Linked DNA regions of Homo sapiens: region 1 is linked to region 2. Evidence: read pairs that join two places in POLR2A ChIA-PET (ENCODE). Cell type or tissue: GM12878. All regions are shown on one strand. Links, peaks and the distances in the headings refer to the core of each region. The heading gives the core; the rest is flanking DNA.

What was found. ChIA-PET counts read pairs that join two places held together with the same protein. Peaks named below come from ENCODE experiments on the same cell type or tissue, not always from the same donor. Only the 100,000 strongest peaks of a DNase experiment are listed, where the experiment ranks them.
Region 1: POLR2A ChIA-PET joins it to region 2 with 5 read pairs; 2 of 35 experiments call an interaction of 5 or more read pairs at or near these places.

Annotation. Positions count from the first base shown.
Region 1 is chr3:15,393,454-15,403,633 of GRCh38, forward strand. It overlaps a transcript of METTL6 not described here. Among named protein-coding and RNA genes, the nearest start is that of METTL6, 29 kb to the right of the region's middle. In GM12878, for the core only: a CTCF peak has its summit at 5,576 (motif pointing left); a DNase peak (open chromatin) is centred at 5,562.
Region 2 is chr3:15,308,014-15,316,582 of GRCh38, forward strand. All of the region lies in intron 2 of SH3BP5 (SH3 domain binding protein 5), which reads right to left. Among named protein-coding and RNA genes, the nearest start is that of SH3BP5, 20 kb to the right of the region's middle. In GM12878, for the core only: no CTCF peak of the experiment used is centred there; a DNase peak (open chromatin) is centred at 2,818; H3K27ac peaks cover 1,334 bases.

The DNA.
Region 1 (10,180 bases), core at 2,884-7,883, 88 kb after region 2:
TGACTTCCTCTTTTCATGATTGAATACCCTTTATTTCTTTCTCCTGCCTGATTTCCCTGGCCAGAACTTCCAACACTATGTTGAATAGGAGTGGTGAGAGAGGGCATCCCTGTCTTGTGCCACTTTTCAAAGGGAATGCTTCCAGTTTTTGCTCATTCAGTATGATATTGGCTGTGGGTTTGTCATAAATAGCTCTTATTATTTTGAGATACGTCCCATCAGTACCTAATTTATTGAGAGTTTTTAGCATGAAGGGCTGCTGAATTTTGTCAAAGGCCTTTTCTGCATCTATTGAGATAATCATGTGGTTTTTGTCATTGGTTCTGTTTATATGCTGGATTACATTTATTGATTTGCATATGTTGAACCAGCCTTGCATCCCAGGGATGAAGCCCACTTGATCATGGTGGATAAGCTTTTTGATATGCTGCTGGATTCAGTTTCCCAGTATTTTATTGAGGATTTTTGCATCGATGTTCATCAGGGATATTGGTCTAAAATTCTCTTCTTTTGTTGTGTCTCTGCCAGGCTTTGGTATCAGGATGATGCTGGCCTCATAAAATGAGTTAGGGAGGATTCCCTCTTTTTCTATTGATTGGAATAGTTTCAGAAGGAATGGTACCAGCTCCTCCTTGAACCTCTGGTAGAATTCGGCTGTGAATCCATCTGGTCCTGGACTTTTTTTGGTTGGTAAGCTATTAATTATTGCCTCAATTTCAGATCCTGTTATTGGTCTATTCAGAGATTCAACTTCTTCCTGGTTTAGTCTTGGGAGAGTGTATGTGTCAAGGAATTTATCCATTTCTTCCAGATTTTCTAGTTTATTTGCATAGAGGTGTTTATAGTATTCTCTGATGGTAGTTTGTATTTCTGTGGGATCAGTGGTGATATCCCCTTTATCATTTTTTATTGCATCTATTTGATTCTTCTCTCTTTTCTACTTTATTAGTCTTGCTAGCGGTCTATCAATTTTGTTGATCTTTTCAAAAAACCAGCTCCTGGATTCATTGATTTTTTGAAGGGTTTTTTGTGTCTCTATTTCCTTCAGTTCTGCTCTGATCTTAGTTATTTCTTGTCTTCTGCTAGCTTTTGAATATGTTTGCTCTTGCTTCTCTAGTTCTTTTAATTGTGACGTTAGGGTGTCAATTTTAGATCTTTCCTGCTTTCTCTTGTGGGCATTTAGTGCTATAAATTTCCCTGTACACACTGCTTTGAATGTGTCCCAGAGATTCTGGTATGTTGTGTCTTTGTTCTCGTTGGTTTCAAAGAACATCTTTATTTCTGCCTTCATTTCGTTATGTACCCAGTAGTCATTCAGGAGCAAGTTGTTCAGTTTCCATGTAGTTGAGTGGTTTTGAGAGTGAGTTTCTTAATCCTGAGTTCTAGTTTGATTGCACTGTGGTCTGAGAGACAGTTTGTTATAATTTCTATTCTTCTACATTTGCTGAGGAGTGCTTTACTTCCAACTATGTGGTCAATTTTGGAATAGGTGTGGTGTGGTGCTGAAAAGAATGTATATTCTGTTGATTTGGGGTGGAGAGTTCTGTAGATGTCTATTAGGTCCACTTGGTGCAGAGCTGAGTTCAAGTCCTGGATATCCTTGTTAACTTTCTGTCTCGTTGATCTGTCTAATGTGACAGTGGGGTGTTAAAGTCTCCCCTTATTATTGTGTGGGAGTCTAAGTCTCTTTGTAGGTCTCTAAGGACTTGCTTTATGCATCTGGGTGCTCCTGTATTGGGTGCATATATATTTAGGATAGTTAGCTCTTCTTGCTGAATTGATCCCTTTACCATTATGTAATGGCCTTCTTTGTCTCTTTTGATCTTTGTTGGTTTAAAGTTTGTTTTATCAGAGACTAGGATTGCAACCCCTGCCTTTTTTTGTTTTCCATTTTCTTGGTAGATCTTCCTCCATCCCTTTACTTTGAGCCTATGTGCATCTTTGCATGTGAGATGGGTTTCCTGAATACAGCAGACTGATGGGTCTTGACTCTTTATCCAATTTGCCACTCTGGGTCTTTTAATTGGAACATTTAGTCCATTTACATTTAAGGTTAATATGGTTATGTGTGAATTTGATCCTGTCATTATGATGTTAGCTGGTTATTTTGCTTGTTAGTTGATGAAGTTTCTTCCTAGTCTCGATGGTCTTTACAATTTGGCATGTTTTTGCAGTGGCTGGTACCGGTTGTTCCTTTCCATGTTTAGTGCTTCCTTCAGGAGTTCTTTTAGGGCAGGCCTGGTGGTGACAAAATCTCTCAGCATTTGCTTGTCTGTATTTTATTTCTCCTTCACTTATGAAGTTTAGTTTGGCTGGATATGAAATTCTGGGTTGAAAATTCTTTTCTTTAAGAATGTTGAATATTGGCCCCCACTCTCTTCTGGCTTGTAGAGTTTCTGCTGAGAGATCAGCTGTTAGTCTGATGGGCTTCCCTTTGTGAGTAATCCGATCTTTCTCTCTGGCTGCCCTTAACATTTTTTCCTTCATTTCAACTTTGGTGAATCTGACAATTATGTGTCTTGGAGTTGCTCTTCTCGAGGAGTATCTTTGTGGTGTTCTCTGTATTTCCTGAATTTGAATGTTGGCCTGCCTTGCTAGATTGGGGAAGTTCTCCTGGATAATATCCTGCAGAGTGTTTTCCAACTTGGTTCCATTCTCCCCGTCACTTGCAGGTACACCAATCAAACGTAGATTTGGTCTTTTCCCAGAGTCCCATATTTCTTAGAGGCTTTGTTCATTTCTTTTTCTTCTTTTTTCTCTAAACTTCTCATTTCATTTCATTCATTTGATCTTCCATCACTGATACCCTTTCTTCCAGTTGATTGAATCGGCTACTGAGGCTTGTGCATTTGTCACGTAGTTCTTGTGCCATGGTTTTCAGCTCCATCAGGTCATTTAAGGGCTTCTCTACGCTGGTTATTCTAGTTAGCCATTCGTCTAATCTTTTTTCAAGGTTTTTAACTTCTTTGCCATGGGTTCGAACTTCCTCCTTTAGCTCAGAGTAGTTTGATTGTCTGAAGCCTTCTTCTCTCAACTCATCAAAGTCATTCTCCGTCCAGCTTTGTTCCATTGCTGGTGAGGAGCTGCGTTCCTTTGGAGGAGGAGAGGCGCTCTGATTTTTAGAATTTTCAGTTTTTCTGCTCTGTTTTTTCCCCATCTTTGTGGTTTTATCTACCTTTGGTCTTTGATGATGGTGATGTACAGATGGGGTTTTGGTGTGGATGTCCTTTCTGTTTCTTTTCCTTCTAACAGTCAGGACCCTCAGCTACAGGTCTGTTGGAGTTTGCCGGAGGTCCATTCCAGACCCTGTTTGCCTGGGTATCAGCAGCAGAGGCTGCAGAACAGTGGATATTGGTGAACAGAAAATGTTGCTACTTGATCATTCCTCTGGGAGTTTTGTCTCAGAGAAGTACCTGGCCATGTGAGGTGTCAGTCTGCCCCTAATTGGGGTGCCTCCCAGTTAGGCTACTCAGGGGTCAGGGACCCACTTGAGGAGGCAGTCTGTCCGTTCTCAGATCTCCAGCTGCGTGCTGGAAGAACCACTACTCTCTTCAAAGCTGTCAGACAGGGACATTTAAGTCTGCAGAGGTTTCTGCTGCCTTTTGTTTGGCTATGCCCGCCCCCAGAAGTGGAGTCTACAGAGGCAGGCAGGCCTCCTTGAGCTGTGGTGGGCTCCACCCAGTTTGAGCTTCCCAACCGCTTTGTTTACCTACTCAAGCCTCAGCAATGGCGGGCGCCCCTCCCCCAGCCTCACTGCTGCCTTGCAGTTCGATCTCAGACTGCTGTGCTAGCAATGAGCGAGGCTCCGTGGGCGTAGGACCCTCCGAGCCAGGCACGGGATATAATCTCCTGGTGTGCCGTTTGCTAAGACTGTCGGAAAAGCGCAGTAGTAGGGTGGGAGTGACCCGATTTTCCAGGTGTCGTCCGTCACCCCTTTCCTTGGCTAGGAAAGGGAATTCCCCTGACCCCTTGTGCTTCCCCGGGGAGGCGATGCCTCACCCTGCTTCGGCTCGGGCTCAATGCACGGCACACACTGTCCTGCACCCACTGTCTGACAATCCCCAGTGAGATGCACCCGGTACCTCAGTTGGAAATGCAGAAATCATTCGTCTTCTGTGTCGCTCACGCTGGGAGCTGTAGACTGGAGCTGTTCCTATTCGGCCATCTTCACTTTTAGCCTTCAAGCTGCCAAGCTAACTTTAGGAGACATTTAGTTTATAGTTTAAATTATAATAGCCCTTCCCCCAAACTCAATCACCTTTGTAAAGCTAATTAGAGACCACTGGGCTAGGGGGCAGAGAGGAGCCTGAATTCTGCTAAGGTGTAAACATAAACGATTGCCAGCCATAATTCTGGAGGTCATAAGATATGCAACTTCCCCAATTATTCCTTCAGATAACATCACTACTGTAGAACCTAAGATTGACCTTTTGGGATACTTTCTCAGGTTTCTTGCATGTCTGACACCCATGCTTTACCTGGACCTACTGATCAACAGCTCCTGTGGCCTCACCCAGGAGTGATTCAGCATGCAAGAAGATCATTTCCCACATCCCTATGATTGCACCCCAACCAATCGGCAGCAAGCACCCACTGTCTAGCCACCCCCACCCTTTCCCCCAAACTACCTTTGAAAAACTCCTAACCTTTAAGCCTTTGATGAGACTGATTTGAGTGATAACTCCATCTCCCACATGGCATGGCTGGCCTGGCGTCAGTTGAACTCTCCACTGCAATGCTGAGATTTTTTTTTTTTTTGAGACAGAGTCTTGCTCTGTTGCGCAGGCTGGAGTGCAGTGGAGTGATCTTGGCTCACTGCAATCTTTGCCTCCTGGGTTCAAGTGATTCTCCTGCCTCAGCCTCCCAAGTAGCTGGGATTACAGGCGCACACCACCACACTGGGCTAATTTTTGTTTATTTAGTAGAGACAGGGTTTCACCATGTTGGCCAGGCTGGCCTCGAGCTCGTGACCTCAAGTGATCTGCCTGTCTCAGCCTCCCAAAGTGCTGGGATTACAGGCATGAGCCACTGCAGCTGGCCCAATGCTGAGAATTGATTTTCTTCGTTCAGTGGGCAGGAAGAACCTGTCAGGCAGTTACAATAAGAGTTCCAGGCCAGCCACCATGGCTCACACCTGTAATCCCAACACTTTGAAAGGCCAAGGTGGGCTGATCACTTGAGCCCAGAAGTTGCAGACCAGCCTGGGCAACATGGTGAAACCACATCTCTATTAAAAAGTACAAAAAATTAGCCAGGCATGGTCCCATGTACCTGTAGTCCTAGCTACTCAGGAGGCTGAGGTGGGAGGATCATCTGAGCCTGGGAAGTTGAGGCTGCAGGGAGCCATGATCATGTCAGAGGTGTTTGAACCACAGCGACTCCATCTTGAATAGGCGCTGGGTAAAATAAGGCCAAGACCTACTGGGCTGCATTCCCAGGAGGTTAGGTATTCTAAGTCACAGGATGAGATAGGTCAGCACAATGTACAGGTCACAAAGACCTTGCTGATAAAAGGATGTGGTAAAGAAGCTGGCCAAAACCCACCAAAACCAAGAAGGTGAGGAAAGTGACCTCTGGTGGTCCTACTGCGCATTACATGATAATTAAATATATTAGCATGCAAAAAGACATGCCCACCAGTGCCATGACAGTTTACAAATGCCATGGCAATGTTAGGAAGTTACCCTATATGGTCTAAAAGGGGGAGGAACCCTCAGTTCCAGGAATTGCCTATCCTTTCCTTCCCCTGCCCCCCCAACCCCTCGCCCCCAAAAAACTCATGAATAATCCACCCCTTGTTTAGCATATACTCAAGAAATAACTATAAAAATAGCCAACTAGCAGCCCTCAGGGCCACTATGCCTACAGAGTAGCCATTCTTTTATTCCTTTACTTTCTTAGCTTGCTTTCCCTTTACTCAAATTCTTTCTTTACCTGAATTCTTTCTTACTCAAGGTCCAAGAATCCTCTTGGGGTCTGGATTGGGATCCCTTTCCGGTAACAATTGTGCCACTGCACTCCAGCCTGGGTGACGGGAGTGAGATGGTGTCTCACAGAAAGAAAAAGAGAGAGAGAGAGTTCCAGGAGAAATTGTGTGTGTGTGTGTGTGTGTGTGTGTGTGTGTGTGTTGGAGGCTGGGGCGGGGGGCGGTTGGGGGGTAGTCCTAGAAGTGTTAGATGTTAGGGAATCATTAAATAAATAGTTCAAGTAAGTAAATTTCCCCAAACTAAAGAATAAACATTTCCAAAATCATAGCAGCCATGGAGAGTGCAGCCCAAAAGGTGAAAATATCCCCATCCAAGGTACCTCACCATGACATTCAGGGACCAGGGGACTGGAATGTTGGGGCTCAGAACACCACCCCAAAATATGACTGTGGAAGACGAGAATTAATGTCACCTCAAAATATACTTTGGCATATTTTGAGATGGCTATTCCAAGAAACTAAAGACACAGGAATAGCTCTGAAAAGATCTCCTTTTGTGAAAGAAATTTATGAAAGAATTTTGTAAAAGGAAATCTACATTAGCAAACAGCAGATGCAAGCAGAGGCTTTCTCTGAGCCCCCCTTATCTGCCTAGAGATGGAACTAGGAAAAATCATATCACAGGAAGAGGAGATTGTGGGTCGACACGTCCCAGATAGAGATTACCACAGGCGGCCACCCTTCTGAAGGGTGCTACCTGAGAGATTTTATCTGCATAAGGCAACCTTTGTGGGCTGTGCATTTCCTCCCCTCTCCCTTCTAGAATTTGTGCCGTGACCTCCTCTCCGCACCCCCACCAAGTGCAGCACCAGATGTACCCTCTCCACACCCTCTCTGCACCCCCACCAAGCCCCAGGTCCCCTATTCCTTTCCATGGCCTCAAGATGGTACACACACTGGCTCTTCTGGGAGTTTCATATTTTGTGAGGCCTCCATGCATATGTGCACATAATAAATTTGTGTGTCTTTCCTCTTGTTAATCTGTCTACTGTCAAGTTTATTCCAGAGACAAATTATTGAACTTTCAGAGGGTGAACGAAAAGTTCCCCTTTCCCCTACAGAAAAAAGAAAATATCCTTAAAGAACCCATTCTCTTATTTCTGGAAGGTATCATTTAGCTCATGGTGGGTAGGAATCTCACAGGTTGAAATAGCATTTCTAGTAGAATTGTCACAAGGATTTTAGTACACTTAAGAAGTTCATAAAGAAGTTCTAACGATGCTAGACTACCTTTTTTTGGTAATGTAAAAGTAATAAAGGGTCATTACAGAAAACATGAATTTCAGAAAAGTATAAAGAAGAAAAGCAACAGCTATAATTGAACAACCCTGAAATAAATACTGTAACTGTTTTGGATTGCTTCCTTCTTGTGCGTGAAGTTTTTTCCCCCATATAGCATCTCCATATCCTTTAATAATATTTATCATTAAACATAACTGAAACTATACTTGTGAACAGTTTTGGAGTGATGGAGTGCAATGGCTGGATATCAGCTCACTGCAGCCTCAACCTACCCAGGCTCAGGTGATCCTCCCACCTCAGCTTCCTGAATAGCTGGGACTACAGTCACACACCACCACACCCAGATCAGTTTTGTATTTTCTTCTTTTTTTTTTTTGAGATGGAGTCTCACTCTGTCGCCCAGGCTGGAGTGCAGTGGCGCAATCTTGGCTCACTGCAAGCTCCACCTTCCGGGTTCACGCCATTCTCCTGCCTCAGCCTCCTGAGTAGCTGGGACTACAGGCGCCCACCACCACGCCTGGCTAATTTTTTATATTTTTAGTAGAGATGGGGTTTTACCATGTTAGCCAGGATGGTCTCGATCTCCTGACCTTGTGATCCGCCCGCCTCGGCCTCCCAAAGTGCTGGGATTACAGGCGTGAGCCACCGTGCCCAGCCCAGTTTTGTATTTTCTGTAGAAATGGGGTTTCACCATATTGTCCAGCCTGGTCTCGAATTCCTGGGCTCAGCTGATCCACCCATCTCAGCCTCCCAAAGTGCTGGGAATACAGGCATGAGCCATTGTGTCTGGCCCAGTTTTACAATGTTATGTACAAAGCCTCAAAGGTGAAGGATACAGTGAGCCATGTTCACGCCAAAAAAAAAAAAAAAAAAAAAGAAAGAAAGAAAAAAAAGAAACAGGTCACAAAGTCCCTGCTAATAAGACTGGTTGCGGTAAAGAAGCCAGCCAAAACCCACCAAAACCAAGATGGCAATAAAAGTGATCTCTGGTCATCCTCACTGCTCAAAATACACTAATTATAATGTATTAGCATGGTAAAACACATGCCCACCAGTGCCATGAGTTTACAAATGCCTAGAAGTTACCCTATATGGTCTTAAGTGGGGAGAAACCCTTAGTTCTAGGAATTGCCCGCCCCTTTTCCAGAACGTTCATGAATAACCTACCCCTTATTTAGCATATGATCAAGAAATAACTATAAGTATACTCAGTGGGGCAGCCCATGCCACTACTGTGCCTATGGAGTAGCCAGCCATTCTTTTGTTTCTTTACTTCTCTAATAAACTTGCTTTCACTTTACTCTATGAACTCGCCCCGAATTCTTTCTTGCACAAGGTCCAAGAACCCTCTCTTGGGGTCTGGATTGGAACCCCTTTCCAGTAACACAATGGGTTCATTTTGCTTGCTGCCCAGATAGAGCCAGATCGGGACCTCTTTCCAGTAACACAATGGTTCATTTTGCTTGCTGCCCAGATAGAGCCAATCTGTCAAGACAAGAGAAACTGCACTGGGGAGAGACTTTCATTCACGGCTGAATGAGAGACCAGAGTTTTATTACTCAAAACAGTCTCTCCAAAAATTCAGACTAGGGTTTTTCAAGGATAGTTTGGTGGGCAGCAGGGCTAGGGAATGGGGAGTGCCCATTAGTTGGGTCAGAGATGAGATCTTATGGAGTTGAAGCTATCCTCTTGGGCTGAAGTGATTCCTGGGTGGGGACCACAGGAACAGCTGGCAGGTCTGAGTGGCAGTCGTCAGAAATGCAAAAACCTGGCCGGGCATGGTGGCTTACACCAGTAATCCCAGCACTCTGGGAAGCTGAGGCGGGCAGATCACCTGAGGTCAGGAGTTTGAGATTGGCCTGGCCAACATGGTGAAACCCCCTCTCCACTAAAAATACAAAAATTAAGCAGGCGTGGTGGCACACACCTGTAATCCCAGCTACTTGGGAGTCTGAGACAGGAGAATCACTTGAACCGAGGAGGCGGAGGTTGCAGTGAGCCGAGATGGGGTGCCACTGTACTCCAGCCTGGGAAACAGAGTGAGATTCCATCTCAAAAAAAAAAAAAAGAAAAAGAAAAAAAAAAAGAAATGCAAAAACCTGAAAAGACACCTCAAAAGGCCAATCTTAGGTTCTACAATAGTGATGTTATTGCAGGAGTAATTGGGGAATTGCGAATCTTGTGGCTAATTTATTCGTCCTAAAAAGACACTCTGGCACCAGGCAAGAAGAGGGTTTATTTCAGGAAAGAGCTGTTATCATCATTTCAAAGTTAAACTATAAACTAAATTCCTCCCAAAGTTAGTTCAGCCTAAAGTTAGTTCAGGAATGAACAAGGATAGCTTGGAGGTTAGAAGCAAGATATAGTCTGTTAGGTCAGATTTATTTCACTGTTGTAATTTTCTCACTGTTACATTTTGCAAAGGTGGTTCCAGGACTTCAGGAATATGCCACCATGACTGGCTTTTAAAATTTTTTTGTAGGGGTCTCATTATGTATCCCAGATTGGTCTCCCAACTCCTGGTCTCAAGTGATCTTCTTGTCTTCAGCCTCCCAAAGTGCTGGGATTATAGGTATGAGCCACCATGCTGGGCCTCATTTAATTTATAATTATTTCTAATTAGAATTGACCATTTTGCCCATTTTGTCAGCAGTTTCTTTCTTTCAGGAGTTGTCTCATTTTGCCAGTCCTGATATTTTTCTTATAGATCTAGACATGTTTGGCAACATGCTCCAAGGAGCTACGTGTCATGTTCTCATCTCCGTGGCCATGCCCCAGACCAGAGAATATAATGCCTCCACTGTGAAAATATTCTTTCCAAATGACAGTGACAGTTATGGCACTCACGATTTCCACAGCGTTTCTTCCTCTTTTTCCTTCTCCTGGTTTTCTGAGTGTATTTGTTTTCCTAGTTTATCTTACTCTGGCTGAGTGAACATATGACTGGAGCTG
Region 2 (8,569 bases), core at 706-5,705:
ATTCTCAAACTTTTCATTTAAAGAAAAAAAATAGCTAGAAGCAGAGCAGAAGGTGCCCCCTTAGGCAGGGGTTACCCTCCTCTCCAGTCCCTATCACTCTGGTGTCTGAATCACTCATTCAGGTTCCCTGCCCAGCCGCTAAAGATATCTGATTTGCTGAGAGCTCTCTGGGGCACTGGTGAATACAACCCACCAACGCTGCCTTTGTGGAGAAAGAAGGATGGATACAGGGCACAGACTGACTGACTGCTATGTGGCAGGCACTACTGTCAGTGCTTTAACCCCACCAATTTGTGCAATCGCTAACAATCCTAACAGGTAGGTGCTATTGTTGTTATTCACATTTTATAAAGGAGGAAATAGAGGCAAGGAAAAGAAAGGTAACTTGCCCATGGTCACAGAGCTGGGAAATGGCAGAGTGAACAATTAAACTCAAGCAGTGCTAAGACTACTTACACACGTTGAGCAACAGACACACGGCTGAGAAGGCCACCCAACCCAAGTCAGACATGAAGAAAGAGGATTCCACCAGACAGAGAAGGGGGACATTCGACCCTCCAGCACGGACGGACGGGCTGGCCTGGTAGGGGCTGGAGCAAGGACGCCTCCTGGCCATTATAAAGGCATCTGAACTCAATCCCATGAACAATGGGAGGGCATGGCACAGTGGGGAGAAGGGGAGATTACTTCTTGTTTCTTTCTTTGCAGAAGATTTTCTGGTGCTAGTTCATCACTGAAATTCTGTCTCCCTCTGCTATTCTCTACTTGCCATTTCTCTTCCTTTGGCCATAAATCACATCTCAAAATCAAACCTTTTAACCTAGTTCTATGTGATGGGTTTTCTTCCCATAGGGTTACTTAAGTCTCAAGTAATTTATTTCCAATGCACCCTTTGTCAGAAATAATTAAAGAATGCATTCTACCACAAAAAGGAAACATAATCATAGTTTACTAGATGGCTCAACTGTGAATAGCACTTACCTAGCTGCAATAAAGTAATCAAATACTGACCACAATGGATTCTGCTGAGAAGACAGCAGATGGGAAAAGTACAGGACAGAGGGTGAAAAGAGACAAAACCTCATCTTCCATAGCAGGATGTCCACAGATAGTCACTCAAATGAAAAAAATCAAGAAGTAGTCACACAATACATACTACTTGGTCATAGAAATAAATACCTCCATCAGCTAAAATACATTAAACTAATATAGTTAACTGGCTAGGGGAGAAAAAAACAGGGGTAGGGTGGGAGAATGGGATAGTATAGGGCTTTTTGTTTGATTTTGTGTTTTTGTTTTTGGGGGTTTTTTGGGTTTTTGTTTTCACTTGATCTTAGCCAAAAGGCCGAGAATCGATGGGGTTTTTGTCTTCTTAAGAGACAGAGTCTTGCTATGATGCCCAGGCTGGAGTATGGTGGCTATTCACAGGCATGATCATATCACACTGTGGCCTCAAACTCCTGGGCTCAAGGGATCCTCCTGCCCTTTCCAAGTAGCTGGGACTACAGGTGTACAACACCATGCCTGCTTTTTTGTTTTCAACTGTAAAATATCATAGATTTTTCTAAGCAGGGGCATGACCTGATCAAATTTAGGTTTTACAAAATTGTTACCTGGGTGCAGAGTATGTTAAAAGACTCCTCAGGTGATTCTGATGGGCAGGTTCAGGGCCTGCCAGTCTGACTTGATGCCCTTTTTGTGACTATCTGTACTAAGTGTGTGACCATCAAAGGGTATTAAACCCAGAAGACTTGATTTGACATCAGCGTTTCCTTCTATAAATGAGGCTGTGCTGCCAGGAATGATGCATGACTGGCTGACTTCCAACCACCAACAAGCCTATTCATCAAAGATGCATTGAAACTGAACACAAAGCCAGTCTTCCCCGCTCCACCCCCCCCCCATAAGAAAAAGCCCACCCAGTTGTTTCCATTCCACTGAGGATCACAGCTACTTGGGTAACAGTTCCCAGAAGTATTGAGGTATGAGAGGCCACAAACCAAAATCTTTCCTGTCTCCCCAGTGTTACAGCCGTAATATTCCTTGGTCCTCACCCCCACCTCTCAGTCCCTAGTGATGTGACAGGGCCTGGCCACAGTCATACTCCTAGCCACAGTGATTGTTCGATGAGCAGGGGCGATAGACATGACCCATCATAACCAATGAGACTTCATTTCGGGACCTTTCTGCAACTGTTAGAGGAAATTTCTTCCACTTGAGATGTTTAAGAGGATGGAATGAAAGCCTGCAGCAGATAGCAGCCATCCTGGCATCATGAGGGGAGAGCCTAACAATAAAGCCATGTGTATAAGGAGCAGAGTCTGTGGAATTTAGTTCAACCTAGCTTTTATAAAGCATTTCTTTCAATACATCTTAAAACCACCTTGCCACAATTGAACTTAGACTTTCTGTCTTGTTTCTTAAAGAAAAGACTTGACTGTGATCCTTTGTCTCCTGCAATTACAAGCAAATGTGTTTTCCAAGATCAGAGTGGGGGTGGCTTCAGGAATGTCCAGGGAGGAGAGTAAGCTGACTGCTTTCCCTGCAGAAAATGAGCCATGGAGGGGAGTGGCTCAAAAGTACAAACTTATCTGAGAGAGCAAGCAGATCTTCCACCAGTCAAGAAAAAGAATCCGTTTACCATCCCAGGGCTGTTTACCAAGGGAGTTTTTAGATCAGCACTTGAAAGAGTTCTTAAACAGTTCCCTCTGCTTGGAGGAGGCCTCAGCTCTTCAAATGTGAAAATTGTGTTTCATCCATTAGGTGACTCAGACTGAAGGTAATTTATTCAAGCAAAGAATTGCTGGGGGTGGTAGAGTCTCCCTGTTTGACTGTGTCAGTGTGTCAGACAAACAGCCTTGTGTCAGATAAGAGCTCAAGCTAAACCACACCAGCCAGCACCAGTATACAGTGGAAGCAGCATGCAGGTTGAACATGAAGCACACAGGATGAGTCAGTGTTTTCTGGCCAATCGCTCACCTGCTCACCTCAATTACCTTGCCTGGAAACTGAGAATCCTGGCTTTTCCTCTTCACAGGTGTCCCCAGAATTAAGTGAGATAAAGATGGGATGGTGATGTTTTAAAAATAACTGTCCTACATGTTAGAGACGACACCAAACTTCAAAAGATCCTTACTAATGCCATTTACAAGTATACCACTTTCAGTTGGCAGAAAGAGGTTTCCCAGGCATTATCTGAGACACACAACAACCCTGTAAAACAGGCTCAGCCAGAATTTCCATCCCGAGTTTACAGATAAGAAAACTGGAGGCCAGGTGCGGTGGCTCACTCCTGTAATCCCAGCACTTTGGGAGGCTGCAGGCACATCACCTGAGGTCAGGAGTTCGAGACCAGCCTGGCCAACATGGCAAAACCCCATCTCTACTAAAAACACAAAAATTAGTCGGGCATGGTAGGTGCCTGTAATCCCAGCTACTCGGGAGGCTGAGGCAGGAGAATTGCCTGAACCCAGGAAGTGGAGGTTGCAGTGAGCTGAGATCACGCCACTGCACTCCAGCCTGGGTGACAGACATTCTGTCTCAAAAAAAGAAAAACAAAGAAAACTGGAGCCTTGGAGTTCCAGGTGACCTAATGTCTTTGCATAAAGTCACAGGACTATCAAGTGTCAAGCGTTAGATGTAAGCAGACATCTTCAGTATTTTTTGTTTTTTGTTTTTTGAGACAGGATCTCTCTCTGTTACCCAAGCTGGATGCAGTGTCGCAATCATGGCTCACTGCAGCCTCCACCTCCTGGGCTCAAGCAATGCCCCTACCTCAGCCTCCCAAGTAGCCGGGACTAGAGGCACGTATGACCACACCCGGCTAATTTTTAAATTTTTTGTAGAGATGAGGTCTGTGTTGTCCAGGCTGGTCTCAAACTCCTGGGCTCAAGCGATTCTCCTGCCTCGGCCTCCCAAACTGTTGTGATTACAGGCGTGAGCCACTGCAACCAGCCATCTTCAGTCTTGTAGTCCAGTGTGCCAGTCACTTCACCAGTGGTTCTCAGAGCGTGGTCTGGCGAAACCACTGGTGGGGGTGGGGGTGGGGCACCTGGAAACCTTTTCAAGGAGTCTGCAAGATGGAAGCCATTTTCATTAATAAAGACTTGCCATTTTCACTGTCATTCTGAGCGTTCAGTAGAGTTTTCCAGAAGCTACCTGACAGGTGACATGGCAAGAAATGACATGAAATGCAGAAGTAGGTGAGAGAATCCAGCTCTTCTATTAAGCCAGACATTAAAAAGACTTGCGAAAGCATGTACAACAATTACTCTTTCATTGAATTTTCTGTTTGGAAAAATAGTCCTTTTCCATAAAATGTATTATTTTTGTTAACATGTAATAGGCTGATTGTCATCTTAATGAATATAGACCTTAGAAATAAATGTCTTTTGATTTTTATATGGCAAATATTAATATTATCCACAAAAACAAAGCTCTCTGGGGTACTCAATGATTACCAAGAATGTGAAGGGGGACCTGCAGCCAAAAAATCTCCAGTGTGCTGCACGCCACCTGCCCTCAGGCCTGCTCTACATAAACCCCTCTTGAACCAAAGACAAGAGTGTACTTTCAATAAGAATGAAGCAGTTGTTGCTTCTCAGATCTTTTTTAAATGCTTCTGATTTTGTCAGGGAGAAAGACTCCATTTGGTACCACAATGTCTTCAGCACCTGTATACGTTTGTTAATCTCTTTCTTAAAGAAAAGGGAAGCTAATCCAGGCTCAGAGCCTTCCGTAAAGAGGGGAATCTGCTAGAATTTGATAAGGAAAACAATCCACCAGAAACAACATAACATTACTCTGAAAGTCATAAGTTGTACCCTGACAAGGTGGGCACTTCCTATATATATATTATTCTTTAAAAAAAACACCTGCTTAAAAAATGTATTTTCCTTTGATGGTTTTCCATTTATAATAAGGCTATTTCCTTTTCAAACTGAAGTAAGGCTGGGCACAGTGGCTCACGCCTGTAATCCCAGCACTTTGGGAGGCCAAGGCGGGTGGATCACCTGAGGTCAGGAGTTTAAGACCAGGCTGGCCAACATGGTGAAACCCAGTCTCTACTAAAAAATAAAAAAAATAAAAAAATAAAAAAATAGCCGGGCATGGTAGCAGGCACCTGTAATCCCAGCTACTTGTGAGGCTGAAGCAGGAGAATCGTTTGAACCTGGGAGGCAGAGGTTGCATAAGCCGAGATCATGCCATTGCACTCCAGCTTGGGCAACAAGAGCGAAATGTCTCAAAAAAATTCTGAAGTAAAAACATGAACCAATTTAAAAGACAACGTGGAATAAATAGCACATGCAGTCCTAGGATGTGGCAAAAATGATGGCGGCAGCAGCAGAATAACTGGAGTTAGGGAAATCCAGCCCTAGAATGATAGGAAAGTCTCCATTAGCAGGAACATACTAGAATTCTATGATAAAAGGCACTATGAAAACATCCTGACTTACTGGCCAGTGGTAAAGGCAACTGAAATGTTCCATTCACTATCACTTTTAATGGCAAAAACCACAATTACTTTTGCACCAACCTAATACAAATCATGCTTTCTTTTCACCCATCCAATCTATTCTCTAAGAGCACTTGTGGCAGCTACTAGAACACACAAAGAAACCACTTTAAATAGCGCTTGGGTGAAAAGGGAGCAAGTGCTCTCCAGTGCTGGCTGACGGAACTTCTGTGACGATGACATGTGCTACATCTGTGCCATCCAACACAGAAGCCACAGCCACTTGTGGCCAAGCAAACACTTGAAATGTGGCTGGTGCAACTGAGTTTTGTATTTTACTTAACTTCAAGGGGCCAGGCACGGTGGCTTACACCTGTAATCCCAGCACTTTGGGAGGCCACGGTGGGAGGATCTCCTGAGTTCAAGAGTTTGAGACCAGGCTGGGCAACATAATGAAACCCCATCTCTACTAAAAACACAAAAATTAACCTGGTGTGGCACTGCATGCCTATAGTCCCAACTACATGGGAGGCTGAGGCAGGGGGATTGCTTGAGCCTAGGCGGTCAAGGCTGCAGTGAGCCAGGATCGTCCCACTGCACTCCAGCCTGGGTGACAGAGCGAGACTCTGTCTCAAAAAATTAAAACTTAATTAACTTAGTGATTTTTTTTTAATTGTTTTTTGGGATGGAGTCTCACTCTGTCGCCAGGGCTGGAGTGCAGTGGCGCGATCTCGGCTCACTGCAACCTCTGCCTCCCAGGTTCAAAAGACTTAATGATAATTTAAATAGCTGCGTGTGGCTAGTGGCTGCCCTATTGCACAGCACAGGCCTAGCCCTAGATCCTTTTCTGCTTTGAGAGATCCTGCCATGCTTTTTGGGGGCCTCAGGATGCCTTCCCTCCCGCCTCTGTCTGGTTTTTCTTCTCAGTCCCAGCTCCTGCTGGGAGGGGCTTTCATAGCCCTGAGGGCCAGAGCAAGCTGATTCTACCTTAAGAATTCTGCAGCAGAGATAGAAGCACAAAGAGTACACCAGGGCAGAGTGGGGGAGCAAGGGAGCCAAACCAGAAAGGCCAAGGCAGGAGGGTGTAGGAGCCAGGAAGAAGCAGAGGTAGAGAGCAGGGGTATGGATGAAGACCACCAGGGAGCTGGAGCCAGCCACAACACTCCTGCTCATGGCATAGGCCCAATTCCACAGCAGTTTGTGTCATCCAACTAGAAGACCCAGGTGAAACAGCCCCAAGGTGACAAATACAAATGGAAAGGAATGGAATAGGAAGAATATACTAGGATCTTCAAGTTGGGGAGAACTTCAAGATCACTGCTGGAAACCAGGGACCTAATTCCCCTTCCCCTGAGTCCTTTTCTTTTCCCATCTCAGTCCCTGACCAACTTCAGGAGTAGGGGCCCCTCAGAGTGTCAGCCAGACCTGCTACTTCCTTCTGTGAGGACTTGCCACCGTGTTTCCAATACAAGACTCCCTCTCTTAGGAATCAGAACAGAGGAAACCAGAGGAGGGAGAGACAGACAAAAACAGAGGTGAGAGACAGAAAAAAGCAAATGTGCAGAGAACCATGAGGTGGCATGGGAGGGGCAGTGAGAGATGGCCCGGGTTCCTGATTCTAATCCTGTGACAACACAGTCATATGATGTATCAATCAAACAGGACACTTTTGAGAATAAGGAGAGGCACTATTAATAACTGTGCTGGGACCACAAGCATCCACCAAGACTGCCCAGGGCCAACTGAAACATGTGGTTTCCCTACGCATCAGAGCCAGTGACACTTCCCCTCCCTTGAGTTCCATGAGACTCCTACAACCTTTCAGAAAATCCTCCCTTTAATTTAAGCTATTTGAGTGGGTTGTGGGACAAAATGCAGAATAGTCTAATCCCAGCTTGGGCATCGCGCAGCTCCAGACCCTCTGGGCAAGCCCTGTGCATTCAACAGCTTTTAGGCCACATCCTATTTCTTCACTCCAACCCTTTCCAAGGCATCACACTGCCTGTCCTTATCTGAACCACCAAGAGGTTCCTTTCACTAAGAGGACAGAGACAAGGTAAGAAAATATAAGGGTCATCATGGTTTTCTCCTTCAAGTTTCCCTCCTCTGAGGTTAACAAGGGTCTTGGACCCTTTTAAGGCCTAAGTAGAACCAATTCCCTCCTAGACAGAAAGGGTCTGGTTTAGAACTCTGATCTAACTATGAAGGGTTTCCAAACAAGCAGGTGAGCACCCAGTTCCACCTCCTAGAACATTGCAGCCCTCCTTTCAATCCTTGGCCTGTGTCAAGATTCCATAACCAAAGGGAAGTGCTGCTATTTGGAGGCTGAGTTAGGGCAAAAGGCTCTTTAACTTTTTAGTTTAAAATAATTTCAAACTTGGAAAAAATGAGGGAAAGATGCAGACACCATGCCCCTTTACCCTGAAATATTTCAGGTGCATATTTCCTAAAGATGAGGCCATCCACTTATATAACCAGAGTATAATAATCAAAGTCAGAAAATTAACATTGGTACAACGCTATTAATCTGGTCTACAACTTTCTCCAAATTGCATCAATTGTCCCACTAAATTCTTTTATAATAAAGGGCAAAAATGGTTTTCCTGGTCCAAGATCCAATCTAAGAGTCACACTTGGCATTTTGTTATCTAACACTCTTTCACCTGGAACTTTGTCTTTGTCTTTCATAGCCTCAATTTTTAAACAATATGAGCCAGTTATTTTGTAGAATGTTATTTGGAAAAGACTCGCTTTTTTTTTTTTTTTTTTTTTTTGAGACGGAGTCTCGCTTTGTCACCCAGGCTGGAGTACAGTGGCACGATCTTGGCTCACTGCAACCTCCGCCTCCCGGGTTCAAGTGATTCTCCTGCCTCAGCCTCCTGAGTAGCTGGGATTACAGGTGCCCACGACCACACTCAGCTAATTTTTGTATTTTTAGCAGAGACGGGGTTTCACCATGTTGGTCAGGCTGGTCTCGAACTCCTGACCTCGTGATCCGCTGGCCTCGGCCTCCCAAAGTGCTGGGATTACAGGTGTGAACCACATACCCAGCCAAGACTTGCTTTCAGTTCATCTTTTTTGTTGATGTTACATAGGCAACAGAATGGAATTGAA